2 separate regions of the Homo sapiens genome follow, and region 1 is linked to region 2. A link is an interaction called in ENCODE POLR2A ChIA-PET data of the cell type or tissue named here. Cell type or tissue: MCF 10A. All regions are shown on one strand. Each heading gives the region's core, and the rest is flanking DNA. Links, peaks and the distances in the headings are about the cores only.

Evidence for each region. Peaks named below come from ENCODE experiments on the same cell type or tissue, not always from the same donor. Only the 100,000 strongest peaks of a DNase experiment are listed, where the experiment ranks them.
Region 1: POLR2A ChIA-PET joins it to region 2 with 5 read pairs; 3 of 35 experiments call an interaction of 5 or more read pairs at or near these places.

The regions. Positions count from the first base shown.
Region 1 is chr4:176,766,878-176,782,694 of GRCh38, forward strand. All of the region lies in intron 1 of VEGFC (vascular endothelial growth factor C), which reads right to left. Among named protein-coding and RNA genes, the nearest start is that of VEGFC, 18 kb to the right of the region's middle. In MCF 10A, for the core only: no CTCF peak of the experiment used is centred there; a DNase peak (open chromatin) is centred at 11,394.
Region 2 is chr4:176,613,988-176,629,804 of GRCh38, forward strand. No RefSeq gene overlaps it. Among named protein-coding and RNA genes, the nearest start is that of HAFML, 32 kb to the right of the region's middle. In MCF 10A, for the core only: no CTCF peak of the experiment used is centred there; a DNase peak (open chromatin) is centred at 8,784.

The DNA of each region.
Region 1 (15,817 bases), core at 3,696-11,695, 150 kb after region 2:
GCTTCTACAAGACTATTTTCATAACATTGGATAGACAAATGTTTCTTAAACAAGACATAAAAAATATTAATCATAGAGGAAAAACAAGAAAAAATCACCTTACATTAAAATTAAAGAAATCTGGCCAGTAAAAAAAAAGAAAGAAAGAAAGAAAAAAGACCAGTAAGAGATGGAAGAAGATATCTGCAATACACACAGCTTTAAAAAGCCTGGCAACCAAATCATGTAAAGGAATTGTAGAAATCTAAAAAAAAAAAAAAAAAAAAACAACCAAAAAGAAAAATGAACAAAACACTTAAACAGGCATTTTATAAAAGAGGATATCCAAATGGGCAACAAGCTTGTCAAAAGATGTCCAACTTCATCAGTTTCCATGAAAAGGCAAAATAAAACCACAATGGGATGCTATTACATCACCACCACAATAGCTAAAATAAAAAAGACTAACAATGCCAAGTATTTGGCTGGGATGTGAAGAAAAAATAGGTTGGATATTCATTCTCCTCACTCTCCCTCTGCCTCACCACATTTATGGTGCCTCACCATAGTGAGAGAAGTGTGTGCACTCTACAGTTAGAGCTTCTATTGACAGCCCCTCTCCTACAGTGCCCAGCAATTTCCAGGGCTGATAGCACTATTCGCTCACCTTGCCCCTGCAGGACTAGGGTAGTTAGGACTTCCCACTGTTGATAGTACCTGGATGCTTCATGTTCTTTTGTTCTTTTCTGTTTCCTTGACACTGTCCACACCTCTATAAAATGAACCAGTCGTTAAACTCTTTTAATTGAAACACTGCCAGGGCAATGACTACTATTACTTGATAGAGATTTTGGTTTTTACTTTTTGTGAAGTAGGGAACTATTCTAGGGCCTTACATATAACAGGAGAGGAATATAATGTGACTTACATCCTAAAAGGATTCTTCTTTCTGCTCAGTTGAGAATACACTCTAGGGAGGTGAAGATAAGAACCAGTGAGACTGGTAAACAGAACGCTGCCCTGATCCAAGTGGAAGACGATGGTGGCTCAGGTCAGAGATGTAGCAAGTGGTTAGACTCTGGTTATATTTTTGAAGACACAGCCAAGAGGATTGGATTCCCTGATGAGTCTGAATGTAGGGTAGGAAAGAAAGAAGTCAAGGATGATACCATGAATTTTGACTTGACCAACTCGGAGCAATTTGTTGCCACTGACTGAGTTAGGGAAGGCTATAGGTAGAGCTAGAGCAAATTTGATCAGAAACGGAGAGATAAAAATTTCAACTGGGAATGTTTAAATTTGAAGTGTCTGTTAGCCATCTGAGTGGAAATGACAAAGGCAGCTAGTTATATTTTAAAGTTAAGAAGACAGATTTGGACTAAAGATACAGATATGAAGATATCTAGAACCATGGGACTGGGTTAAATCACTAAGAGAGTGAATAGAAATGAAAAATAATAGAGGACAGTGGGCTGAGCCCTGAACACTTCGACATTAAAAGTTCAAGGAGAGTAGCCAGCAGTGGAGAATGGGATGGAGTAACCACCACTGAGGTAAAATGAGTGCATTGAAGACAAAGCTGAAAAATAATGATCAAACATTGTAAATGCTGCCAAGTAAGAGGATGTTTTATACATATATATATATATATATATATTTCAAATTTTTCTGAGTACTATGATATTTCGACATCTTAAAAAAAAGTTTATGGCTTGGGAGAGATGGCCCTCCAGGGGCTGCCAATCCTTACAGACAGCAAAAACCTCAGCAGGGAGAACACCTTTGGTATGCAAATTACCCAATCCAGAGCCATACCTCCTTTATCTGGCTATATACCCCAGGAGACAATATTCCTCTGCCTTAATTTCCCACTGTCAGGTATCAAGCAACTAGGGATTAATCCTATACCTTAGAGCCTACTGAAAGTATTCAAACCAGCCAGTTCTAAACTGTTTACCCTACTCTACTCTGCCTTGCCTTTACCCTGAAACTCCAGTAAAGGCTGTGGCATAAGCTCTCTCCTCTTTCCTGTCTTCTGCCACATGGAGAACCACCCCCCACCCCCCGTGCTGTGGTCTGTAATGTCAATGTCCCTCCAAAATTCACATGTTAAAATATCAACCCCAGCGTTTTGGTATTAAGAGGCCAGACCTTTGGGAGATGATGAGGTCATGAGGGTGGAGCCCTCAAGAATAAATTGGTACCCTTATAAAAGAGGCTTGGGAGAGCCTGCTTCCTCCTTACCCCTATCACCATGTGAGGGGGACGTGCAACAAGGCACCATCTATGAAGAGTGGGCCCTCAGCAGATGCCCAATCTGCTGGCTCCTTGATCTTGGACTTCCCAACCTCCAGAACTATGAACAATGAATTTTCTGTTCTTTATAAATTATCCAGTCTAAGACACTTTGTTATAGCAGGCTGAACAAACTAAGACACCCTGTGACCCTGTGTGGCATGCGGTGACCTCCTGTCTAAGACCTATGAGTATAATAAACTTTGTTTCATTGTGCCTCTCCTGTGTGTCCTCTTGCGGTCTCACCTGTGACCATCACAGAAAAGCTCACAGAACAGAGAAGTTCTAATAACTGTTGGCTTTAGCAACATGGAGGTCACTGGTATCTTGGAGCTATTTGTTATTTATATTTAATAAATATGTAATTAGCTAGCAGATATTACATTAATAAATGGCTATTTAGATTAATTTTATTCCATCTGTGGGGCCTTTGGTCACAAAACCTCAAATGAGAACCACGAAAGCATGAACATGACTCACAGGGATGGAGTTAGAATTCTAACAGGCCCTGGAGTGGGAACTAATGCTTTATCAGTAGCTAACATGAGACAATGCTTTAAATGAGCTCTGTTACAATGTTGTAACGTATACACTATTTTGCCCAGTTCACAGCCTGACTCAGAAAGCCTGACTCACAGAATTAAGGTCATACAGCTCCTGAGGCCCATCACTAAATTCAAATCCAGTTCTGATTTGGCAGTTTATGCTGTTTCAACCTACCCTGTACTCTCCAGTAATAACATAAAATAGAATGATTAAAGAAGGTTAATCTGAATTATCTGGGAATCAAATCTGGGTCCCTGAACTCCCTGAAAATATTATTTCCTAGTAACCCATGCCAAAAAAATAAGTCAATAAGACATATTCCTATAATGCTTGGGAAGAAATTTCTATTTACTAGAAAGAAGTCCTCAGATTAAAAAATATCTGATAGTTACATATGATCTTAATAGTAGTTCTGCAAACTTGATTAAATATTTAAGCTTCCAATTGTAGTTGGATCTTATCCCTCTTTTCTCATTAGGCAGAAAATATTTAGAAAAGCTACATTAGTAAAAACCAGGCTAACTTCTTTCCACAGCTACCTAATGACTTCAGTCAGTATTATTGTTTAAAATTAATAGGCCACATTTAACAAAAACTTTATATTATTAAATTTCTTCTCAAAACATGTTTAGCAAGAATATCTGGCTACTCATCTTTTTAACCTTGACAACTCATTTCCAATGCAAAAGGGTAAATCCTACTATTAACAGCATTGTTTTTGTGGAAACAGTTTAAGACACTAGTCACTAGCATGATTTTCTAAATATGCTTAGCAGGTTTATTTGGCTACATATGAAGTCTCTTTTAAAACCTGACATATTATTTCCAGTGACCTGAATAGGATATTTATCTGAGAAAGCAGACCAGAATAAAGCCTCTATACAGACTTTCCAGATAGAGAATAAAAATAGTATCTAATATATTTTCGACTTTGAAATTATCTATTTCTGTTATAGTGTCCTCTGGATCACTGCCCCTGAAAAATAGCTGAGCTCCTATTTTAGCAATATATACTCTCTTGAGGTGGTTTCAGAAGATTAGGACACAGAGTTCAATACAAGCTATGAGAATTCCACTGCAGCTGGCAAACACTGAGGCCTGTCATAGACTTTTCTTGTTTTTCCACATGAGAAGCACCTTCTCCACTCCTCTCTTCCATCCACAGGGAATCCAATTCTGACTTGACCTTTGAGATACCCATGAGAATGTCCATTCTTCTACCCCTCTGCCATAATACAACCTACTACTGTCTTTCATTCAATTGAAGGTGCAAGTAACTGATACACACACACACACACACACACACACACAAAGGTATTGCTCTCAAGGACATTTACTTAATTTTTAAAAAAGGAATCAAAGCTTGAAATAAAATAATTAAATTCTACTTTGAAAACAAGTTAACCTGGTTTTTGCTAGTACAGCTTTTCTAAATATTTTCATCCTAATGGGAAAACATCAGCATATGTGACAATTACCCTTATTCAAGTCACATTAAGAATAATTCAAAACATTAAAGAAAATACTACAGTTGCAGGGGAAACAATTTAAATAATATAAACTGGCCAAACCCTAGTGAATCAGATGATGATCTATGGAAACTGACCAACGGAAAATATCTAAAGTTCAAATGCCCTTATAATAGCTGTTTTCTGCCATCTTTTAAATGTCTTTCCATGTCAAATCCCTCTTAAGTTTGATACACAGTCTACTTACCAAAAAAAATTGTTTAACACATATATGATTATGAATTTGAATAATAAAGCAATATTGTAAAATATCAAGAGTAGTAAGGAAATAACAGAGGACTGTATCCAAGGTTTCCATTAACATCATAAATGCACTAAATGCATTTTTGTGAGCTTATGTTTTCCATTTTTGTATTTCTTTCTCTGTGAGTAACGTGTAAGACACTTAAGAGAGGCACAGGTAGACACACTGCAGCAACAAGAAAAGTCTAAGGTTCTTGTTATCTGGTACCAGTGCTGTGGACACGCCACTTGGAAGGAGGAACCACTGTTTTTCCTCTGTGAGGACAACACACTGCATCTGTACCAGGTGTTTTATGGGAAGAGTGAATAAATTTTAATCATTCATCGCCCTCTTATGCTTAGATGTTTGTCATGATCACACAGTGTGGGATCTACAAATCAACACAGGAAAGTTGGAATTATGGTATTCTGTTATCAGAGGAGCCTGTGATCTGAAAATAGCTGATCCCCCAATTTTCATATGACACTTGTGTGAAGAAAAAGAACAGAAATCTCCATCAGTACCAACTGTTCTCAGAAAAGGCACAGCCTAACAGAAAGAAAAGAATGAGCACGTTGGCTGCAGAAAGCCCTATTACGGTTTACACATTAAGAAACGGAGAGGAAACGATCCAAAAGAAGGCAAAATTTGAATATTTCCTGTTTCCAATGTCACAAAAATTACAGAGTAAAAGTGAAATCAACACCAATATGTTAAAGAAAATATTTTAATGTTATATTTACTTAATTTGACATTATTTAATTGGTCTTACACTGAAATCGACACTACTCAAATACTTTTTCAAGAGGAGTGGCCTTCAAGTTTTTCCTTTCTCTGTTATGCGATTTGACACAATGAAATTAGCAAGTTTAAGTTCTCATGTTTTATAAGGTTTTCATGTAAGTGCTACCTCTCCAAACTGGAATTTTAATCTTTTGGACAGTCAAAAGGTCTTACATGGTAGCATTCATCTTTCTTTCTTAAACACAATACTTCAGTAACATTAATCTTTCAGGTGGGTATACAAAGAGTACATCAACGTTGCAAACAACCTGGAGAAAACAAATCTAGAAAGTACAATGACGCAATGTCACAAATGTGGTTGCCTCCTGCTACAGCGTGAATGTGTTCCCCAAACTTCATGTGTTGGAAATTTAATCCCCAATGCAAAAGCATTGAAAGGTGGGACCTTCAGAAGGTGATTAGGTCATGAGGCTCTGCCCACCTGAATGGATTAATGGTATTATCTTGGGAGTGGGCTCCTTATCACAGGAATGAGTTTGTTATATAAAGTTCCACCTGTTCTTGCACTCTGGAGAAATCTCTCCTGATGTGATGCCTTCCACCATGAGAAGACACAGTAAGAAGGCCCTCACCAGACACAGCCCTGCAACCCTGGACTTTCCAGTCTTCAGAATTGTGAGGAAAACTAATTTCTTTTTATTATAAATCATCCAGTTTGTGATTTACAGCAACATAAAACAGACCACGATACCTACCCAAAGTACATTCATTCTCCTTTCCTTCTTTGTGAAAAGAATTTCAATATTGTTAGAAAGTGCATGTATTTTCTTTATCGGCTTCTCTTACAGCCAGGAATGGCAAAAATGCACTTCTACCTGAGAAGATGTAAGGGCAAATCTACTGGGGATTTCAGAGAAAACTTTTGCTTTGGTTTGAATGTGTTAAGGCAACAACCTCCTCTCTCACTATTCTTTCTTCCTTGAAATCAGACATAAAGCTGCACAACAATCAGCCATGTTGTGACCACGAGGAATGAAGCACAGAAGGCCAAACTCTAAAAATGATCAAGTGAAAAAAGCACAGGAGTCTGGACATTGATGATATGATGTTGCTCCATGTGGTACCAGCCCTTAAACGCCCACTGGGGCCTTTTAGTTACTAGAGAAAAATAAACTCCAATTTGCTTTAGCCACTACAGTTAGATTTTGTTACACACAAACAAATCCCATTTTAACTGATACTCTCAAAATAGTTAGTGAAATCACCAGAGAATGAAATAAACTTATTTTACAATTTGATCATACCTATAAAAATAATAAATGTCTTCCTAGTATACAAAAAAACAGAAGCAGGGGAAAAATTTTAGAGAAGGAGACCAAAGAAAGAAGAATAAAAGCAAAATTTTAAAAAGTGAAGGCAAATAGTAGAGAGGTTAAATAAAGATAGCACTGAAAATTGATGGGAAGCAGCAATAATTTTCATGTGTAGGTTTGTTGTTGTTTTTTAAGAGACAGGGTCTTGCTCTGTTTCCCAGGCTGGAGTACAGTGGCACTATCACAGGTCACTACAGCCTTGGACTCCTAGGTTTGAGCGATCCTCCACCCTCGGCCTTCGGAGTACTTGGGTATATGCCACCATGCCTGGCTAATTTTTTTTAATTTTCATTTTTATTTTTTATTTTTGTAGAGATGGGGTCTCACCGTGTTACCCAGGCTGGTCGTGAACTCTTTTTTAATTACAGCTGAGTCATTAGGGTGAGGTTATATTTAATATACTTTACTTAACACAATAAAAATTTGAGTTATTAAACTCAACAATGCTCATCTTTAGAAGTCCAGAAAATTCACTTATAGAGGCGGCTTCATTTGTTTAGAATATTAAATAAATGACAAGTTAGTATTCTCTGCTTGTGAAATTTACTGGTTCCCTGTGCATTGCTAGGAAAAATAACAGAATCAATAATACATATTATACAGTTTATTTATGATATGTCACTACTTGCAATTATTAAATAATATATGCTATAGGACTACTTAATATTAATTTAGCAGATAATTTTAATAGAATGAAACTGCATAATAAATAAAAATTTTGATTCATATTTTGAATTATTAAACCCAGCAAAAATTATGAGAATTAACTTTATGAGTGTTAGTTTTTAAATAAAATAGAGAAGAATATGTAACATCATTAATAACTTTGAAAGCCACAGAGCCAAATGAGTGAATCACTTCTGCTCGTCACTCAGCCACTATTATTTCGTTATGCTAATTACACAGTCTATGTGTTTGGAGTCTGTTAAATGTTTATTTTTGTGGCAAACAACTATCTTTGCATATGTAAAATGGGGACAACATGTGAAAGAGGAGAATATGAAACCAAAAATTTAAGTATCAAAGAATCAAGAAATGGAAAAATATAACCAATCCTATAAAATGATCCTCCCATATACACTCAATAAGTAAAAATACACTTCATGGTCCAGACTGTCTTGAAGATATATTACACATTAGAACATATGCTTGTTAGTGGGTGCAGCGCACCAGCATGGCACTTGTATACATATGTAACTAACCTGCACATTGTGCACATGTACCCTAAAACTTAAAGTATAATAATAAAAAAAAAAAGAATGCAAAAAAAAAAAAAGAACTTATGCTTTACTGTTGCTTTCTGCACTTGAAACATCTTGATTTGTATCCTCTAGATTGTCAGGTAAGAATATCGTTAGAGATCAATTGGTCCAGCCTCAGACTAGGGCAAGCTTCAGCCCGATTGATCAGATGTGAACACCTCATATGGTCAAAGTGCCTTGAGCAGAGGAAATACACTGTGCAGATAATACTGACTCACAGGTATTATAACAATCTACCAGATGGGAAATAACGTGGCAGAAGTGACTTTTAGATATTTACCCTGGAGTGGAGGATGATAAATCCACTGCTCCAAGTAGAAGCAAGTAACCTGCAGACAGAGGGCTTGTCAAGTATAAAACCTTTAATCATTTCAGATATACTACGGATTGGCCTATGGGCTCCAGCTCTAGAATTTTACAACTGAGAAAAAAAAAGTAATGAAAGAGAAATATGTTGTGTTCATAAATAAACTATTAGAATAAATAATTTAAACAAGATTATATTTCTTATTTATCATTTGATGTTGATTTTTTAACCCAAAACCTTAACTTGAAACTCTTAATCAGTATAAAAGAGCTTGAGTATATTTAAAATTGTGTTGGACAGCCTGTTTCTTAGGATAACTCTATATGTCAGCCAATCACATTTTTTGAATCACCTCTAAACATTCCATTGACTTTTGTAATTGCAGTTAAAACAGTTCATGTGACATATGCAAGCAGTTGTTGACAGATGAGAAGATAAGCTTATAGGCCATGTATTGTATTTCCAGCTGTTTTAAATTTAAATTAACATTCTTTCGTAATTTCTAATTTTGATGATTATGATGACAAATTCAGGCTTGCAAAAGCCTAGACTCAAACTAGATTTTTGAATAGTTCAAGTGTTTAATTACTTATTAATCTGAATGAAGTACGTAATATATTTTCTTGTTTGCATTTGTTTTTACTATCAGTTCTGAGACTTCTCATCCAAGTTTGTCCTCTCTCAGTTCTTTCTAGTTACCATTTCCCAAACAATCAGAGATGGTCAAGGGTCATTCCCACGCTATTAACACTTTTAAAAGCTAGAAGAAACAAAGGTATAGGCTTACCAAAAAAAAAAGAACCTTTATTTATTTGAAATGTGGCAATTGAATAAAGCTTCTTAAAGTATGTACAAAATATAAACACATAACATTTTAAAGGAATCTATCAGCCAAGCAAAGAATGTTAGGTTATAAACACACAAATTATCTTAACCCTAAGGGTCAATAAATTAAGATCATGATAGTACAACTTTGGAAAGTTACTCCATAATCGAGGCAACATATTAATTATTAAAATCTTGCTTTACATAAGTCTGAAAGTGTTATTTTGAGAAACAAAGGTAAAGTTTTAAAATTATAAAACATTTTCTGATTTCCATGGAAGGAAATAAGGGAACAAGAAGAAAAGCAGTGCCTTAGCAAAAAAAAGCAAAAGTTTTCCCATAAATCCCTGCTAGATTTTCTCTTATGAGCAAGAACTATTCGAGGGCAACATTAGCTGCAAAGGACGCTGGGAAGTGAGTTGAATTTTTTTCTTCGTTTTTTAAACTGGGTACATGTGACCTCAAACACAATTTGGTCAAAACTACATTTAAAACCTCCAATTAACACTTTGAATTACACTAAAATAAAAAGGAGCCAATGAAGAGAGGCACAATACAAAACATATGATCAAGTTCACAATGAGTAGAAGCAGCACAACTGTGCCCTATATTTCACAGGTGTGGCCAAGGCCACCTACAGAAGAGTCGTACAAGAGAACCAAAGCCAAAGAGAGAGAAGAATATGGGTCAGAAAAGAATCATCACATCCTGATACTGACACACAGTGGACCAAGCCCTAGCTTAACAACTGTCCTTTATTCAATAAAATATGGTGCAACGGCCAAAGATTTATGGCAAAAATAGAAAATTGTTAACATTCATAAAGTTTTAGGTGTGTTTTATTTTGCTTGGCTTTGGTTTTTTGTATCTATCAAAATGAACAACTTAGACATGCTAAAAGTTTTATCATAGTATCAATATTTATAGTTATTCCATTATTTATCTTTAATATTTTAAATTATAAATAGCACAGTAAGTGTTGTATTGTTCTAATATCTCCTGCTTTAATATTTATTACACAGCATAACTGGACGGGAGATGTTTTAACTTCACTGAACATTAAAAACTACTGGCCGGGTGCGGTAGCTCACGCCTGTAATCCCAGCACTTTGGGAGGCCGAGGTGGGTGGATCACAAGGTCAGGAGATCCAGACCATCCTGGCTAACATGGTGAAACCCCATCTCTACTAAAAAAAAATACAAAAAATTAGCCGGGCGTGGTGGCGGGCGCCTGTAGTCCCAGCTACTCAGGAGGCTGAGGCAGGACAATGGCTTGAACCCAGGAGGCGGAGCTTGCAGTGAGCCGAGATCGCACCACTGCACTCCAGCCTGGCCGAGACAGCGAGACTCCGTCTCAAACAAACAAACAAAAAACTACTGCATGGGCTTTGAAATAGCTATGTAACTAATTGTTATTTTTTGCTTCAGTCTAAGTTCTTGTCTATATTCATATACCATAACAAATGAGTCACTATTGTCTATATAAAACTTTTAAATACCTAAAACACTTTACATCTTGGAATCTTATAGAATTGGAATTTTACTGAATCTTATAGAACTGTTTTCCTCAGATTTTATATAATACCTAAATACTGGCTTATAGGCAATAACTAGCTAAATAATAAACAAATATTATGAAGTGACATATAGACATATAAAAGCAATTCTTGTTATATATAGGCCAGGCTCCGTGGCTCACACCTGTAATCCCAGCACTTTGGGAGGCCGAGGCAGGCGGATCACAAGGTCAGGAGATCGAGACCATCCTGGTTAACATTGAAACCCTGTCTCTATTAAAAATACAAAAACTTAGCTGGGCATGGTGGTGGGCACCCGTAGTCCCTGCTACTCGGGAGGCTGGGGCAGGAGAATGGCATGAACCCAGGAGGTGGAGCTTGCAGTGAGCCAAGATTGTGCCACTGCACTCCAGCCTGGGCGACAGAGCAAGACTTTGTCTCAAAAAAAAAAAAAAAAAAAAAAAAAAAAAAAGCTATTCTTGTTATATGTAGAGGATCTATTTTATAGTCAAAATGTGCCTAAATATATGGTTCTTCAGCTTATTTTACAGCTTATTTTACTTGAAGGTATAACCACATTCTAAAATAATCTTTCAAATACAACAACTTGGTATCTTTTCTGTTTATAGTTCAAAATGAATTTTTTTCCCCACAATTATGATCACTGAGATGCTGAACTTGAATCAGAGTAAAGCATAAATAGGAAAAAACAACTACAAAACAGAGGACAATACGACTTCACTTGCTGATGGTCTAGCTGTGGCAAATGCAGTTTCCTCACAATAGACATACTTGCTGGCAAGCTCTGATGACTAAACTGTGCTGGAAGTTACACAGAATTTCGATTGCTATTTGCTCACAATTATAATTGGGAGCAAGAAAGACAATGCCAAAAGGAAATAAAACACATATTTAGGAAAAAAAAAACAAGTAAATAGGAGCTTTTTCTAGTAAAGAATGCTAGTAGAGGGCAAGTTGTTCCTTAGGATGCCCCCCGCCACCAACAAAAAGTCTTCAACAGCCAGCCAGAGGCCAGAAATCCCAAATTATTTAACGCTACTACATATATTATAATCAAATGTTGGATCAAGTAGGAATAACCCAATTAAATAATTTTAGCTAAATCATCTAACTCTGATGGCAAGTTATTTTGTTGAACAACTAAAGATTTATAAGGGCTATTGTAAATAATATTTACCTCTCAATTACCACATTCCCAGAATAGAAGTCATGCTTTGATGACTAAACATGGCCCGGCGTCAACCCCTGCTGCAAGACATTTGCTCTGATCTAAACACCCCCTAGTTTGCATGTACAGGGACAAAACCTTCTCAATTTTCTAAGAATATTTCTTTCTGTCCTCATAAACTCGAGATATTCCCCCTAAAAAAATGCTGATTTCAAAATTTAGCAATGGAATAAATCAGTTTGACAAAATTTTAACAAAATTTTACATGTTGCCAAAGACTGGCCACCTTCTGCCCCCACCACCAATCAATCAATCATCACAGAACAGGAAAAAATGTCTAATTCTTCAGATTAAGTGCACACGCCATATGCTAGAATGTATAGTGCTGTATTTATGAATATAGTCTATGTACTAAGTTTTTCAAGCCATAAAACTAGCTAATATTACATTAAAATCAAAGCTATCCTAATATAATAACATCATGTATAAATCAAAATAGTGGGAAGATGTACAATTAGAGATGAAAAGACAACAGAGCTGATAGAACCTGATTTTCCAAAAGAATTTAAATTTAAATTTAAGAAAATCTAGTCCCAATATATAGTATTTTTTATAGGATGATATTTATATAAGTAATACAAGGTGGTATAAACAATGAATAATTCCTCACTGTGATGGACATAGTTATTTTGTCATTAGTAAAAGTAGTTTGAAGTAAGAAGTTATTGGAAGAAGTTTTTTTCTGGAAGAAGTTTAAAATGTTTTAATTGCAAAATAGTATACTGGAGTAAAAGAATAAAAGGAAAGAAAAGAATGTGTAATTTATAAAGAAGATTTGCATAACACGTGTCTAAAATTTTGGTTTAAAAAAGAGTACTACTCTTTCTGTGAGCACCCAGGGGCACATCATCAAGTGGGGTGAAACACTTTCCTCTGGAGTGAAACATTAACCTCTAAGTTACAATCACTTTTAACCTCCTGAGGAGACCATGCTCCTGGAATGACTGCACATTTTCCTATTGCACATAGGAAGGGAACTGCTAATGTCAGTGCGAAAGCAAAGCCCCCAGATAGGAAAAAAAAAAAGATAAAAGGCTCCCTATCGATTTAATTAACTCAAATGTTAATACGTTAGGCTTAGAAAACCAGAAACTGTTCTGGACAAGAATGAACTTAAACATGGACAGAAAACAATGTGCGAATGTACCACCAGTGAAATCATGTGTCTTCAGAACTTTGTGTGCTATTAAGTTGGAGTGAAACCCACAGTAACATGTATTAAAGCCCATGTTTAAGACATCTTGGTCATATTTTATTAAAGAACGACAGCTCTTAAACATGTACATCTTTAACTGGAACTTGTTGCAGTTCTTAGTAATGGCAACTGATTGCTTGGCATTTTACAGGGGTATCTATTAAAACTCTTTTCTAGGCCAGGTGTGGTGGCTCACGCCTGTAATCCCAACACTTTGGGAGGCAGAGGCGGGCAGGTCACCTGAGGTCAGGTGTTCAAGACCAGCCTGGCCAACAGGGTGAAACCCAGTCTCTACTAAATAATACAAAAATTAGCCTGGCATGGTGGTGCGTGCCTGTAATCCCAGCTACTCAGAAGGCTGAAGCAGGGAGAATTGCTTGAACCCGGGAGGCGGAGGTTGCAGTGAGCCGAGATTACCCCACTGCACTCCAGCCTGGGCGACAGAGCGAGACTCCATCTCAAAAAAAAAAAAAAAAAACTCCTTCTAACCCATTCACTAAGCACTAAGCACGCATTTAATACCCATGTGTAATACACAGTGCACCAAGGACAGCATGGAGTTCATCTCGACATCACAGATTTAATTTTAGCTGTACATATATTAATTTATATCATTTCAATGATTGAATGGAAAATGAAATTATATCTATACAGTTATATTAAATTTAAATCAGGCATATGTGTCCTCCTCCTTCCCAACACATTGCAGATATTTAACAGGGGTGTAATAAAGTTAAACTCAACATCAAGGATACATTTAATTAGGAAAATAGCACAGAAAAGCAAAATTTGAATTTCAGGTGTTTTGCACTAGAGGAAGCCCGAGCGTCAGTCTTCTACGTGTGTCGTGTTAACATGACTTGAGGCTGTCACACTAGCACTGCTCCTAGTTTTAGACAGATAGAAGAATAAATGTCAAATCAACATGGCACAAAAAATCACCAATTTTAAATATTTTCAATCTTTAATTTACTAAGTTATGTGTCACTGTGTGCTATATTATAGTAATAAAATAACTACACTGTGCTCTCATGGACATGAGCACAAAGGTACATTTTTCTAAAGTAAAACAGAATTGGTCTCTAACAGAGCAGGCTTCACTGCTACCAATATTAAAGGAAAAAAAATATTGCATTAAAATTTATGACATCATTATTTGCTTTAATGTGTATCTGAAGCAGCTTCAAATTACCCAATTGTTAAGTGTGATGGTCATGACTCATGAATAATTTTGGCCTTAATAAAATTCTAATTTGGCATGGACAGACACCAAAATTAAAAGAGAGATCTAGGACTCAGAGAGAACAAACAATGAATCACTATTATGTTAAAACTAAAATTTGGCTCTGAGACAAAGGGATCAGTTTGTTTTTTAGGGAAGTCATAAATGTCATGACCTGTAAGCAAACATGAATCTCAGTAAGTGTTCTCTTTTTTCAAAACATAAACTTGGAAGAGGACTTTTAAAAGGATAAAGTAACTAAATACACAAAACAGACACAAACAAAAAGAAAGAATTAAAAATATTCCATGTAGGCAATGATATTATAGTAAATTAAATCACAGTGATTTAAAATAGCCTCGCATCTGGTATCTGATATCAACTAGCTACTTCCAAGAAATTTGGAGTGAGTGGAAATAACAATCCCTTTTACAGGTTATAGGAATTCAATCACAGGATTCATGGCAGCTGTGTGGTCACTTCAGTTAAAACAGAGTAGTCAAGACCATTTTCTTTAACATTTCAGTCTGATTTGCCAAATTCATCCACTCTTGGGGCAGGGAGGGACCTGGAGGGGCTCATTTAATTGTAAACAAAGACAAGGGAAGGTGAACTGTTTTCACTATTGTTCACCAAGTGAACTATTTGGTAAAATCATTACCCACACATCCTTTTAGGTAAGGTGATTATGTTTGTCATTTCAGTAAAAGGGCGTTAAACTTTGAACACTGCTTGCCTGAAGCAGATTAAGTAGTCGGCTTCCCATACCCTATTCAATTACCACAAGGGAGAAAGTGCTGCCTGTCTCAGAGTGGCACTCACTCACACGCATGACTCTTCCTCAACTACCGCAGTGCCAAGGTCTGATTATTTTCACAAATGTTTCATCCTTTTCCAATATTTTAACAAGTTGGAACCAAAAGTATTATCAAGTTCAAGACTGTTTCTTCTACATAAAAAGAATATTAAATAAGCAGTTATTTGAATCCTGTTTCTAACAATAAAAATGTAAGCAAAGCACTTGTAAGAGAAAAAGAAATTAGGCTGGAACAGCGGCTCATGCCTGTAATCCCAGCACTTTGGGAGGCCAAGGCAGATCACTTGAGCCCAGGAGTTTGAGAGCAGCCTGGGCAACTTAGTGAGACCTCATTTCTACAAAAAATTTTAAAAAATAGCTGGGTGGGGTGGCACGTGCCTGTGATCCCAGCTACTTGGGAAGCTGAGGTAGGTGGATCACTTGAGTACAGGAGGCGGAGGCTGCAACGAGCCACGTTCATGCCACTGCACTGCAGCCTGGGAAATAGAGTGAGGCCTGTCTCAAATTAAAAAAAAAAAAAATTTTTAAATAAAAAAAAGTTGAGAGAAAAATAAATTAGTGTGACAATGAAAAATTACTATGAAGAAAATCACATTAAAATGTTAATTTGAATTCTATAATTGGGAAAACATAATAGCACTGAACTATAAAGCTTCATTTTATTATATGCTTACATACAATTCTAATTCTGAAATACAAATATTAATACGAAAATTGCTTTTAAAAAGATGATA
Region 2 (15,817 bases), core at 4,017-12,016:
TTACATTGTTCCAGATATTCCTCCTGGAAAGAAGGCTCAAGGGAGAAGATAAGATGACTACCTCCAGGCACGGTTGCTGTACCTTTAGCAAAAGCTCTGATGCAGGAAGCCCCTTAGGCTGTTCTCAGCAAGGAGCAGTTTTTCCCTGGAGCTAGATGTGTATCAATGCCTGATTCCAGCACATACCCTGAAGGAAAGATCTCTCTTTTACAAATGGTAAGGCCTTTCCCTAGCTGAGAAAGGAAAAAGTGAGTCCAACATTTCATATATTTAGCAGTATCTCTATTTCTAGATATTAATTACATACAACATCATTCCCTATTATTTGTAGTGAGGCACTAATTATCCAAGCATAGTGATCTTCTATGATTCAAGATGAATTAAACCTCATATAATTAATACATTCAGCACATTAAACTGCAAAATAACCCACCTTTAAATGAGAGAAAGTTCACGTGAAAGACAGCATATACACAAGATTCTTAAATATATTTCAAAAGAAAAGTTTCATCAATAAGTGAACATTTCTCAAGCAGACATTCACAGTTACAATATTTCAAGATACAACATTTGTTTTCTTCCCCTAAATGGTTCTATATTCTTTTCACACTACGCGGTGTATATCCCTGAACAAATCTGGTCAAACAAAACAGATCATTTTCAGCTCTATTTATACAATACTCTTTTCTATGGAGATCTAAGCCAGGCCAAGGTTAAGGATACTTTTAAGAGAATGTTATCATTTTAATAATGTTCTTAGTGGCAAAGACTTTCTACTAAATAACAAAGGCCCAAAATAGGGGTTATATATAAGAGGCTCACTTTCCTTAATCTCTATAGAGGTAAATAATTGAGGCCCTAAAACTGTAGTGTTGGTTTTTATCATAAAGTGTCAACTTACAAATATTTATCTAAATGGTTGGATTATTACTATTGGGAAAATTATGTGATAAATTCTTTGAGGATTTGTTCACTTATCCACAATCTCACCTCCAATGTATATTATCTAAGAAAGGCTGGGCACCGTGCCAAGAACTATAGAATAAATAGCCTGAGCCACGAGTAGTTTCTGCTCGTGGGGTTATAGTTTGAGGATATAAGAAATATAAATATCAAAATATCACATTATATTGGTGCCAGAACTGTACAGTCATGTTATTCAGCCACATGCAAGGTTGTTTGTAGAGCCTGTGAGGCAGATGAGCTGAGTGCCTGAAGACAGACAGGTCTGAGGCTAGGAATAACTTCCTGGTGTTTCCAGGATTAAACACCCTGGCAATCTGAGAACTAGAGTACCTCCTATCCATAAAGTCATTTTCTTTATGACCTGGTTAATAGTGTATTGCCCCTGAATGCAAAGGTGGAATTATTTCAGATTACCATAGTAATTTTTAAAGTGAAGTGGAAGTGGGTCTGTAACAACATTTCTGGATGCAAAGACAGCTGAAACTGCACTATAAAGAGCCATGACAAAAAGAAGGTATTGGCCTTGCCTGAATTCAAAGATGAAGAACTGTGATCCTCTCCCATGCTGGAAGCAGGATATCCATCACAGATACTGGTGGACTGTAGGATGCTCACCAGCCGTAGTGAGCACAGGGGTCTTATAGTTTGTATCTACTTATACTAACATGTTCAGTTCTTGCAGATGTTTCTGTTGGCTGTGATTTCCAGAGCATTTTATCACGGGGATTTGTTTACTTATGTGTCAGGTTATTTTTGATGGTGTGATGGTCATTGTAGTTACAAAATTATTTTTAAGAAACTTTGAGACCTAATATAACTGTATCATTTTTTAAGAGAAATTTTGCATTAGCTTCTGCTAAGCACCTTGGGGCACTACCAGTCTGAGAACATCTTAATTAAGAGTAAAGCTTCAGGTTCCCTGGACTATCCAGAGGACACACACTTGGGCTGCAAGTTTGCACAAGAGCTAATTAATTTCTAGTTCAGAGCAACTCTGGGTGTATAGTCATTGGCTCCTAGCTTAAATTGGAGGAGGATGTAAATTGATTTTCCACATTAAGTGGTGCCTGGCGTTTGTTCTATTCTTCCTGAAAGGCCAACATAGCCAGCTGTTAGCTTAGTAGCTGTTTCTTCTAATGAATAAAAGTCCACAGCACAGAGTTTTTTTATATAGTAGGCTTACATCTCAAGAGTATTGCATTTTTTTCAGATTTCGGACCCACAATTCTTTACTGTTATTTCAGTGTTTTTTTTTAATCATGTATATTTTATTGACTTATAAAATTTGTCCTCAGTGGGAAGGTTAGTTCAAATGATCTTCCTTGCCATGAGTCAGAAGTCCTTAGATCAGGGTTTTGCATTCTTAGTACCATTAACATTTTGGGCTGGACAATTCTTTGTTTGAGGGCACTGTACTGTGCAATGTAGACATTTAGCAATGTCTCTGGCTTCTACCAACTAGATGTCAGTGGCACCCTCCTCGCCCCCACAATCATGACAATAAAAAATGTCTCCAGACATTGCCAAATAGCCCCTGGGAAGCACAATTCTCCTTAGTTGAGAAGCACTGCCCTAGAGTATTGATATTTTAAAATAAAGATATGAAGATATCTGTAGTGTGTTGTGAATTAAAAATAATTGCATTCTGGTTCATTTGCCTCAGATTTCACTTTGTGATACAGAGGACATGGGTCTTTAAGATCCAGTGGGAAATTGCAGAAACAATGTGGTAGAGTGGAAAGAACACTAGCTTTGGAGCCAGACAGGATTGGATTCTAAACCTGCCTCAACTGCTTACCTTGACAGAATACTAATTGCATGGCCTCAGGCAAGTACTTAACCTCTTCACCCTAACTTTCTACTTCTGTAAATTATGATTCCTCAAAGGGTTGTTTGTGAGTAATTTACTTCTCATTTTGGTTCAGTTATTCACTCAGAGCATGTAGAGTATGTAATGCTAACTTCTATTTTATTTTTCAGATATTTTCTCAAGTATAAGCTCTTTCACCGAAGGCTTTGTTGAAAAAAAAAAATTGAAGAAAATCTATTGACCTAAATGTAGCAATCCACAAAATATTTTATTTAACTTGGATTCTTAAAGACTCAGTTTCGATTTTACTTTAAAAATATTTTACAGGTTGGGAAAAAAGGGCAAAGAAAATTTTACACAAAGCTAAAGCAGTGCTTAATTTTTTTGGTATGTTTTTTCACATTATTGTATAAAAATTGAAGAGGTAGAAAATAGGAGCCTTTTGCTGTAAGGTAAGTGATAAACTTTTTTTAATTTTATAATTTTAATTTTCTACTTCAACTTGAATCACAGAACTCAATATATTCTTTATAGTTATAAAAGAGCATTTAATGAGCAACAGTTTCCAGACAACCTGGCAAGTTTTTTTTTTTAATGTGTTATCTTATTTGATTTTCACCAGAAACATGTGAGGTAAGTGCTATTCCCATTTTACAGATTCAGGCATCTCACATATATGGAAGGTGTTTATCCACATTCACCCAGCTAAAAATAGTCTCAGATTTGTCTGCCTCAGACCCAGGGTTCTTAAACACTACATCATGTCACCTCTGATAACTAAATGCAAGAAAAGGAACAAAGATTTCAGGGATACCAATAAATCATGTCCTATGGGAGGAACATGAGCTTCATGAAATAAAATGGGAAGGAATCTTGAGGAAACACAGAGGTTCATGGCTGGGTGTGGTGGCTCACACCTGTAATCCCAGTACTTTGGGAAGCCATGGTGTGAGGATCACTTCAGCCTAGGAGTTCAAGACCAGTCTGGACAACAAAGTGAGATCTCATCTCTACAAAAATAAAAATAATATTTTTTTATCTTTTATGACAAATACAAAATAAAAATGGCCCCAGCTACATGGGAAATCAAGGCAGGAGGATAACTTAAGCCCAGGAGGTTGAGGCTGCAATGAGCTCTGCTCATACCACTGCACTCCAGCCTGGATGACAGAGTGAGACTCTGTCTAAAAGAAAAAAAAAAAAAAGAAGTTCAGGATATAAAAAACAGAAGACAGAAATAAACAACAGAAAAAGATGGAAGGTGGTGTCAGAACATGGATTTATAGATAATTCATAACACTTATCAGACAGACCAAAGGAAACATCTTTATTTTTAATTCGGTAGACACTCCTACAACATTTATTCAGTTTTGTATGCTTAAATACAGGATTATAAATGATACCTTCCTTTCCACCAAGTTTGCTTATAGAAAATGCACCTCCCTTTGACACAGAGACAAGCTTCTTAATCATCAGATAAGTTCTAGCATTTGGACATTTATGGAACCAAAGAATCATATTTTAAAGCTTCTGCCAAGTGCAGAAGTGCTCAATGGGCATTTTGTCTCAGTAAGAAGCATAGATTTAGCCCATAGATCTTAGATAGAAAAGACCTTTGAGACTCTCAGGTGGATTTTGCTGCCTGGGCAGAAGAAGTAATAAATGTTATTACACAGAGACTCTAAAGACCACGCTTCAGCAATGACTGCTTAGCAATATCTAACACTTCAGATTGTATTTGTCAAGTGAAGATTAAGTAGCTCCTAAGCCATTTCAGAGCTTGTCTCCCATTTCACCATCAGATCTGCTCTCCCTCTCAGTTTATAGTAGATACTAGTTAGTTAGTATAATTTTTCCTTCTAGGTACCTACATTTTTCTATTTGGCTTTGCATATCCAGGTACTATTCATAAGTTGCTATTAGATGGGGTTTAGCCTTAGTTCTATGGACTCCTAACAGGGACTTAATTTACAGTCTATGAATGGGTATAGAAATTTTTCAAGAGAAGCTGGAAATTTATATTTTGATGTTATTATCTCTCTTGTTTTAAATATTTGCAACTAATCCCAAATTTGCAAATGCTATGTGCTTCACACAGAGTCATTCTGTGGTCTGAATATTAATGGATCTGGGGGTTGCCAGTTTGCCACTTCTGAAGGCAAACAGAAATTCAGGTGGGATTGAGATCACCTGGGTACTCTGTGTGAATATTCCACAACTGAAAAGAGAAAAGAAAGAATGAAGTTTGGGGTCAAACTGTCTTGGGAGTTGATAGCTGTGTCTTTGGACTAGTTACTTAATCTTTCTTATTCTCTATTCTAATTGGACAAAGAAGATAACGGGACCTGTCTCACTGGGTTGCTTTGAGGAACAAATAAAACAGCCCATGTAGCCACAAAATGGTAAATGAGAATCAGTTCAATACGTGTTTCCATTGTCCTGATGGATTCCAGTGATGACTGGTTTAACCAGAGAGTTATCAAGTGTTGTGTTGGAAACTCAAATAATTTGATGCCTATAGAAGCTTTATATAAAGAAGAAGAAAGGGGTAGAAACACAGTATGAGACTACAGAGTTGGGGATAGAGTAGCACTGGTTTCTTAATTATCTGTGCTTGAATTCAGAGATGTATTTGTTTTCCCATTCCCAGTTAGCCTCACTGTTCCCAATTTATTGTCCACTGATGAATGGCAATGTTCATAAATTTGGAAAACAGAGCTTCATTTTTCATAAAGGATTGCAGCCTACAGCGTGGCCATTCTTACAGGCTGGGAAGCACAGCCTCTGGTCAGAAGCCAAAAACAGACACCTGGAGGGAGGGGCAAAGAGAACAGGAATTCATGTGTTTGTGGGGTGACTATACATATTCAATGAACTGGGGGGGAGTTATGAATATTCATAAAGCAAGAGCACACACATACACAATGCAGCTTCATGCCTTTTCGTGGGACCCATGTCCAAAAAATGGTGGCATTAGCATAATTCTAGGGTGGAGTTTTCAGCCCTCAGATGTCAAAAAGTGAAGCAGAGGACATAAAAGCCCTGTCTTTGCATCCTCCCTAGATTGGCCAGAACCACTCCATGGTCGGTGGTCTCTTACCAGGAAGGCATGCTGGTCAGATGTTGTACAGAAACCACAAAAGGGAAGAGCAGCAGTCAGGCCTTTGGTTGAAATCAGCGGTGGAGCCAGTCTTTCCAAAGGGCTGGCTTCTCTTTAGACTTTGGGGTAGTAAGCCTAATGGTGGTTAGAGAGGGTGAGGGTATAGTGAGATGTGTCTATCATGGCCAGAAACTCAGTTTTCAAGGTTTTTCTGGAGTCCCCTTGGCCAGGAGGAGCTTCTTTCCATTGGTTTGGGGGTGTAGGATTGCATTTTTATTTCTCGTTACTTAACCCCATTGCTTTATTATCTTGCCTCCTTAGAAGTTTGGAATTCAATGACTGGCACTTGAGAACACCCTCTCCACCCCCACTAGCTCCTCAGGCTGGAGCTTGAGCTCCTCCTCCCCAGGGGGCACCCAATCTTGTATCCTCTTCTGCAGCCTTCCTCCGCACAGGGTTCTAAGAATGAGTACACAGAAAAAGCATCATTTAGACTCTGATGCCCCTGAGTGGCAACGAAGCTGGGAAGCCAGCACCATCAGCAATGGGTGACTCTCTTATTCCTGGCCGTGGCATAGCAATACATAAGTACTTGATGCCATTCTTTGTAGTTAGTTTTCTATGAGATGTGAAGAAATATGTTAGGAAAGCTACTTTGTGAGTCTCACTTGATCCAAAAGAACTAAGGGAAGGCTTTTTTCCAAACTAGGTCCCCAGCCTAGAAACAGTAACTTGGGAATAACAATAACCTGCAAGTGGAAAATGAAATAAAATGTGAATGTTGCTTTTTAAGTGAGCACATTGACCTGGTTAGACCTCAACATTAAAATAACACAATAGCAGGAAATGATTCAAATGTATATTTTAAGAGAATATTGTGTAGGTATACACATACACACCAATAAATTTTACTGCCAAATTATGCAATCTGTCAGGCTATAGATTACTTGGTGAAAAACAAATCCCAAATATAGGTGCTGTGTGGAACGCAAATCCATTTCAGTAAGGTGAAACAGATGGTGACTGAAATTTACTCAACTATAATTACTATCGAAGTTCAATTTGTTGCAAAGAAAGCTTATATGTTTGTCATTTGAAAAAAAAGTTTTAAAATAAATTTGAAGTAAATAAAAAATAAAATAAAATGAAATAATATAAAATTGACAGTAAAATGACACAAATTTAAAATATTTTTCAAAGAGTTGCCTTGATGTACTCAATCTAGTCATTGATTGTACCCTTTGATTTTAATTCATCCAGTGCTAAACTTCCTTCACAACTTCCCAAACTACTAGGTACTTCATTCGTATAGAAACTTTATTCTGGGAGAGACAAAGTTCGACTCTGTCACCCAGGCTGGAGTGCAGTGATGCAATCATACCTCACTGAAGCCTTTAACTCCTGGGCTCCAGCAATCCTTCCACCTCAGCCTCCTGAGTAGCGTAAGCCAGCATGACTAGCTAAATTTTTATTTTCATTTTTGTATTTTTATTTTTTTACTTTTTTTTTTCTTTGAGACAGGATATTGATCTGTTGCTCAAGCTAGAATGCAGTGAGTGAGGCATGACCACGGCTCACTGCAGCCTTGACCTCCCAAGCTCAAGCAGTCCTCCCACCTCAGCCTCTTGCCTCCCAAGTAAGTGGGACTACCTACATGTACAATTAAAAAATAAAAATAAAAAAATTGTAAAGACAAAGTCTCGCTGTATTGCCAGGGCTGGTCTTGAACTCCTGAACTTGAGCAATTCTCCCACTTTTGCCTCCCAAAATCTTAGGATTACAGGTGTGAGCCACCATGCCTGGCCCCTCTTTAATTTTTTGTACAGACAAGGTTCATTGTATGCAGTTAGTCTATCAAGTGTTCATTGGCTCACAAAATTTCAAATACATCTGTGTTAATTTTTGGTTTCCTGTAACTTAGCCCCAGAATGTTCTCAGCTGAGGTTCTGTGAGTTCCAATGTGTTGAATGGATGCAGCCAGGAACAATGCTTACCTAGAAAAAACCCCCAACTGGCTCTCAGAGCTGAAGTATCTATTGCAATGCAGAGGGGAAAGGCAACTCCTTCAACATTCATTTCAGATAAGTCGTTTCTCATCAATACAACTCTTGCACACAGAATTAACGTGCGGAAATATTGAAAAAATGCATTTATTATGTAATAAGGGAATGTGATTTCTATTACATACCTCTTTTAATGATTTCAAAGGGGTATAGGAATTGTTTAATAATACATGTAGTTATGGAATTTGGAAACATATTCCTAACTATAAGACCCAAGAGATAGCAAAAAATAAAAAGCAATATTGTTTCTGTAAGTTGTTTGCATTTTCTATGCATCAATAAGCCATAAATTTTAAGAAGTAATGACTGGCGTGAACTCAAACTTTGTACTTTCAGTTAAAAATCTTAGCTGGTGACACATTGCAGAAGATAAGACTCCATCTTCCTCTTCCAAAACATATATACACTCCTCTCCCCACTTATTTGGCTGGTTTGTCCCATTTTATAGTAGGGTTGAAATATTTCAAGCTAAGATAACAAAGTCAAATTCAAGGTCTTGTTAGCACAACTTGGGGAAATGCCAAGCATAGCAGCCTGCTATTCCTGACAGGTACAACTCCATCAGTTTCTTAAAAGAGAGAAAGAATTACAGAATACGCCATAGGGAAACAGAGTAAACTCCTTGGTGAGTTGCAATCACTGAATTATATTCTTTGGCACCTTGTGTTTATATCTTTTATGGAGCCACTAAAAAAAGATGACAGGACTGAAAATAAAATGCAAGCCTTAGTAGAAAGGCTTCTATCTGGTCAGTCACTACTACAAGAAAATAGAGGATTTGAGGGATTTGTCCAAGATAAACACAAGAGAGAATTGTGCAATGTAAATAATACTGCTTAACCTTCTCTTTCTCAACTAACAGACTGTCTTTAGGCTCTGCCAGCCGTCCAGACCTCTTCCTCAAGGATGTTTCCAATGTGTGTTTTCATTGTGCTACTGTCAAACTCTGTAGCTCACCCTAGGATGTGGGCTCATTATTTCTGGATTGGTTGAACAAAGTTTAAGTATGTGTGTCATCAGCAGGTAGAGAATCAGAGCTTCTCCAAGGATATAACCTGAAATATTTGTCAGGCAAACCTCAACAAATCTCATGTTTTTAAGTGAAAACTCACATTTATAAAATCAGCATTGCTTTCTATTGCCATAACTTCCTTAGACTTTCCTCAGGAAACCAGAAAACTTTTGGAAAATATAAGTTTTGTCCTAGCAGACTGATTACTTATCCTTGAAGCAAGCGGAATATGAATTTTTAAAAGATATTTTTTCTTGTATTTGCTTCTAGGCATCTAGGCAGCTTCTCAGCAACTGTGCTGGGCAGATGGGAATCTAGTCTATTAAAAAAATATCTGCTGAGAAATACACTTCACAGCTGCCCATTTAGCTAATGTTAATTATTTGTAATGTCTTTTTTAATGCATTAGATATTATATTGCACAGTGTCCAAACCCAAGCCCATCTTTATAATTATATATAATTATCTGAAAGAAATATGTTTTTAAGTCAACAATCATGCCTAAGAACTGTTTTAAAACAAGCAGATGAATGTATATCCATAAACATTTGAACAGTAGTTTGAAATATTTAGAATTATTATTAAAGCAACCTATAGAATGTGAGTTAATTCTAGGAGAAATTATAGACAGTGGGCCAGGTGTGGTGGCTCACTCCTCTAATTCCAGCACTTTGGGAGACTGAGGATCACCTGAAGTCATGAGTTGGAGACCAGGCTGGCCACCATGGCAAAATCCCGTCTCTACTAAAAATACAAAAAAAAATTAGCTGGGTGTGGCGGCAGGTGCCTGTAATCTCAGCTACGCGGGAGGCTGAGGCAGGAGAATCACTTGAACCTGGGAGGCAAAGGTTTGCAGTGAGCCAAGATCACGCCATTGCACTCCAGCCTAGGTGACAAGAGTTAAACTCCATCTCAAATATATATATATTATTTTATATATATATATAGAGAGAGAGAGAGAGACTGAAAATGGTAGAAAAAATAAAAAAGATAAGGAGGAACAGTGTATGTGGGGCTCGTCTGAAGCAAATAATATCATCTGCTTTGTTTCGTTAATCAGTGGTGAATTTGCTATGGCTGGCTTACACCATCGTTCACGAAAAGGCAACGTGCACCAGAGGGCCCTTCATTCCTGATTAAGCAGCCTTAAAGCCATGTAGGGGTGGGCTTGGGATTTCTGATTGTTTAGTCAGGTTCACAAGATTACTCCCCTTCCATTCACAAAAGGAGAATTCTAAAAGTATGGAGAATAGTAGTGTGCCCAGAATTGGTGGGTTCTTGGTCTCACTGACTTCAAGAATGAAGCCTCGGACCCTGGTGGTGAGTGTTACAGCTCTTAAGGTGGCGCGTCTGGAGTTTGTTCCTTCTGATGTTCGGATGTGTTTGGAATTTCTTCCTTCTGGTGGGTTCGTGGTCTCGCTGGCTCAGGAGTGAAGCTGCAGACCTTCGCGGTGAGTGTTACAGCTCTTAAGGTAGTGCGTCTGGAGTTGTTCCTTCCTCCGGATGGGCTCGTGGTCTCGCTGGCTTCGGGAGTGAAGCTGCAGACCTTCGCGGTGAGTGTTACAGCTCATAAAAACAGTGTGGACCCAAAGAGTGAGCAGCAGCAAGATTTATTGCAAATAGTAACAGAACAAAGCCTCCACAATGTGGAAAGGGACCCAAGCGTGTTGCCACTGCTAGCTCAGGCAGCCTGCTTTTATTCTCTTATCTGGCCCCACCCACATCCTGCTGATTGGTAGAGTGGAGTGGTCTGTTTTGACAGGGCGCTGATTGGTGCGTTTATAATCCCTGAGCTAGACACAAAGGTTCTCCACTTCCCCACCAGATTAATTAGATACAGAGTGTGGACACAAAGGTTCTCCAAGTCCCCACCAGAGTAGCTAGATGCAGAGTGTCGATTGTTGCATTCACAAATCCTGAGCTAGACACAGGGTGCTGATTGGTGTGTTTACAAACCTTGAGCTAGATACAGAGTGCTGATTGGTGTATTTACAATCCCTGAGCTAGACATAAAGGTTCTCCAAGTCCCCACCAGGGTAGCTATTGGTGCATTCACAAACCCTGAGCTAGACACAGGGTGCTGATTGGTGTATTTACAATCCCTGAGCTAGACATAAAGGTTCTCCACGTCCCCACCAGACTCAGGAGCCCAGCTTGCTTCACCCCCTGGATCCCGCACCAGGGATGCAGGTGGAGCTGGCCGGCCAGTCCCGCGCTGTGACTCCGCACCCCTCAGCCCTTGGGTGGTTGATGGGACTGGGCGCCTTGGAGCAGGGGGCGGCGCTCATCAGGGAGGCTCCGGCCGCAAAGGAGTCCATGGAGGGGGTGGGAGGCTCAGGCATGGCGGGCTGCAGGTCCCGAGCCCTGCCCCGCAGAAAGGCAGCTAAGGCCCGGTGAGAAATCGAGCGCAGCGCCGGTGGGCTGGCACTGTTGGGGGACCCGGTACACCCTCCACAGCCGCTGGCCCGGGTGCTAAGCCCCTCATTGCCCGGGGCGACAGGGCCGGCCGGCTGCTCCGAGTGCGGGCCCGCCAAGCCCACGCCCACCCGGAACTCCAGCTGGTCCACAAGCACCGCGCACAGCCCCGGTTCCTGCTCGCGCCTCTCCCTCCACACCTCCCTGCAAGCTGAGGGAGCCAGCTCCGGCCTTGGCCAGCCCAGAAAGGGGCTCCCACAGCGCAGCGGCGGGCTGAAGGGCTCAAGTGCTGCCAAAGTGGGAGCCCAGGCAGAGGAGGCGCCGAGAGCAAGCGAGGGCTGTGAGGACTGCCAGCACGCTGTCACCTCTCAGTAGAATGGGTTTTAGCTAATGACAAGCCTTGTTAAACTGCCCCAGGTGACTGCTCAGTCTTTGCCTAGTTAAGGCTTAGATTCTCAGCAATGTATAGCTAGATCATCTTCTTTCTGTTTTGCATATCCTAAGCCAATGGGTTAGACATGTGGATACAGGAGTTAAAAAGGAAGTACTTAGATAGCAAGGACCATAGGAGTCCTCGGTAAGGCTTTTTCTTTTTAATGATAAGCAGCCCCAAATCATTTTCTAACAAATAGCAGCCTGCAAGCTGGGAGCTTGCACTGGTGAATGCTGGCAGGAACTAAGGACTAGACATTTTCAAAATGGTGGCTCCATCTTCCCTTCTCCGCCAGCCACATGTATTGTAAGGAGCAGACAAGATGGCGCCCATCAACTGGAAAGTCCATTTGCATAAAAAGATTAGGGTGGGGCAACCAGCCTTCCTCATGCACTATATATAGGTCATACCTGATTGAACCAATCTGTGAGCCCTAGGTAAATTAGACATCACCTCCTCAAACTGGACGATAAAACTCAGGGCATTGGATGCCAACCACTCCTTTCTGCTGGGAGACCCCTTCTGCTATAGAGGAAGCTGTTTCTCTTTCTCTTCTCTTCTACCTATTAAACCTCCAGTCTTAAACTCCTCCTGTGTGTCCATGTTCTGAATTCTTTCTTGGCCACCACGTGACGATGAACCACGGGTTTACACCCCAGATGACATAAGCTGCTTCAATATTTTATTATATATTCATTAAATCACCATGTAAGTGTCCTGAACTATAAATGAATGGCTGGCATAGAAATTTTTATCATTGACAATAATAAAAGAAAAGGAAGGCAGAAACGTAACGCTACTTGCATAAGAGTCATTCATCCAGTTTTGTTGCATACATATAATTTGCATAGAAAAAATACGACCTCACTAAAATTCCATGATCCTGATTATGTTGTAAATATGAGATTATGTTTCATCTTTGACTGGAAACTTTGCTTTGCAGCTGGATGAACCCACCTGAATTCAGTCCACGAATAGGAGGGAGATAGTTGAGGAATATTTGAAAGAGATTTGGCTCAGGGGTCAAACATTTGACTAGAAAAATGATTTCTTCTACTAATTGGCGTTGTAACCTTGCATATGTCACTTTATCATTTTGCTTCAGTTTCCTCACTGTATATTTGTCTTTGTTTTCTTATTTTCTTTCTGTAATAGTTTTTAACTCACAGCGTTGATGTTAGGATTAAAGAGATAGCATGTGTAAACAAGAGGCACATGATTAATCTTCAAGAGGCAGTCAAGTGCACTAGCTAATAACACAGATTTTAGAGCAAACATACCTAGATATGGATCCTAGATCTGCCTCTTATTGGCTCTGTCCCTAGACAAGTTATTGAACCTGTGTCTCAGCTCGCTGACCTGTGAAAGAGGAATGACAGTCATGCCTAGGATTGTTGTGCAGATTAAATGAGTGGCTGTATGTGAAGTACTTAGAAGGGTATCTGAGAAAAGAATAGATTGGACTGGGCAGGCTGGAAGAGGGAAAACTGGGCTCCTATCTGGGCAATGAAGTGTTCAAAGGGCAGATATGTTCTGAATGAGAGTGGCAACAGGAGAGATGGAAAGAGGAGGTGGAATAGGAAATATATTTTCCATAGATAGCTGCTGGCCCATATTCAGGTCTCACTTTAACATAGTTTCACTTCTTTACCAAGGATTTCTCTGTCATACGCTGCCCAGAATAAATCAGGGAACACCACCTTCTCCTTCATAACACTTATCACAGTGTGATTAATTATTAGGTTTGGGCAAAAGTAATTGCAGCTTTTGATTACTTTCGATGACAAAAACTGCAATTACTTTTGCATCAACCTAATACACTCCTTTAAGCCAAGTCCCATAGTCTCTTTTGCTTAGCATTATGTCTCTGGTATCTAATAGAGTAGCTGGCATCTAATTCTAACTCAATAATTACTTGTCAAATGAGAGAATAAAATGGGTGCTATATAATCTGCTAAAAAAGAGAGAAAAAAATCCTAATTCCCAGAGAGATTATAGACAATGAAAAGATTAGAAAAAAAGCCCTTTGAATTTGTTATTCAAAGTTTGTTGAGACAGAAATTCTAGAAATAGAAGATTGATAAATCCAGCTGGAATCAATGGAGCTTATGCTCATCCCCAAAGCCTATACCCACCTACTTCCTTTCTTCCCAGTGTAGTGAATGGGCCCAAACATCAATGGCTCCACTCGTGAAATCCTTTTGGATTCCGTGCCACTTGTGAAATGCTAGTCAAGTCTGCAAGATTTGAAGGTGGTATCTTGTTGAAAGCATGTAAGAACTCATTTCCCAATCTGTGCAATTCTCTTGGGCAATATCCCCAACCAGCATTGTCCAGTTGTATCTGATACAGACACAGCCAGGTCAGGAAGGCTGCAGAGGGGTCTGATTGCTTAAGACGTTGGGGAGGTGTGTTGGAGAAGAAATCCTCACAGCATAGCAATGACTATGCTAATGCTCATGCTTCAAAAGACATGAGCAACATTTTTTCTTCTTGCAACAGGTGTGCATCCTTGATTTCGGCTTTAGCTGACTGACTGTGGACTAGTGTCTTCTCCAAGTTCAGAGAGTCTGAATATACTCCAAGTTAGGAGTATATTTAGCATCCTTGATTTCGGCTTTAGCTGACTGACTGTAGATTAGTGTGTTCTCCAAGATCAGGGTGTCTTAAGGGTTAGGAGTACCTTTAGCTACCAGCTTCTTATCTATGAGTTGGAAGAAATAATCAAGCCTACCATTGTTGAGGATTTATGGGGCTTCTGTATGTGCTATTTGCACTCATTAGACTGGTTAATCCAAATAACTTGTAGGAGTGATTTATTTTCCACTGAGTTAACCCATAGTTTGAATTAGGCAAAATGACATATTGTTTTCCTGTTATATAAACACAGGTAATTTGTAAATTAAGGATCAATGATCAGTGTGAAAAGATAGATCACGTGGATTAAAATAAGTGTTTTAAAAACCTGCATGGAAAGAAAATGTGTAAAGAGAATTTATGTCATCTTCTCCTTAACAAGGAATCCCAACCTATTACCAGCATCTTATAGAATGGAAAAAAAAAAAAAAAAAAGACGTATGTGTGCAATGCTGTACACAGACCCCAAACCTAGAAACAGCCTGATGTTCTTCAACAGGAGAGTGGATAAATAGCACATAAAAGATAATTATACAGCACAGAAAAAAAAGACAGTGCCTGGCATTGATACTAAGGATTCATCTTAAGCTGTATCTTATTAAAGTCAAAAGTTAAACATGAGTGTAATTTTTATTTTATTTTATTTTACTTTTGATACTGAGTTTCACTCTGTTTCCCAGGCTGGAGTGCAGTGGTGCAATCTCGGCTCCCTGAAACCTCCACCTCTGGGTTCAAGTGATTCTCCTGCCTCAGCCTCCCAAGTAGCTGGGATTACGGGCATGTGCCACCACGCTGGGCTACTTTTTTGTATTTAGTAGAGACAGGGTTTCACCATGTTGTTCAGGCTAGTCTCGAACTCCTGGCCTCAGGTCATCCACCTGCTTTGGCCTCCCAAAGTGCTGGGATTACAGGTGTGAGCCACGGTGCCTAGCCAAAAATAAGTATAATTTTTAAATATCCATTTAGGAGCCTATTTGCATGTCTCTATATATCATAAAGCCACATAAAAACAAGGGTGTCAGGATATTGATTGCCTTTAGGTTGGGTGGAGGCAGATAGGAAGGGACCAGAGGAACCATAAAATTGGAGGCTGATGACTGTCTCACTGTAGGTTTCTTTTTTCTTTTTGTAAGGAAACAAACCACTTTTAAAACGTGGGCAAAACATTTGAATAGACTTATCACCAAAGACATGCAGATGGCATGCAGCCTCCAGTTTACAGGAAGTGAACAGGAGAACACCCCAGGTGATCCATTGATGCAAACAGGGAGATCTAGAATGTGGGTATACTAAGGACAACTGATCTGGTTTTTCAATGTAAGAGTGTGTTTTATTTATTTTTTATTTTTCTACCAATAGGAAATTATTTTTTATGTATTTA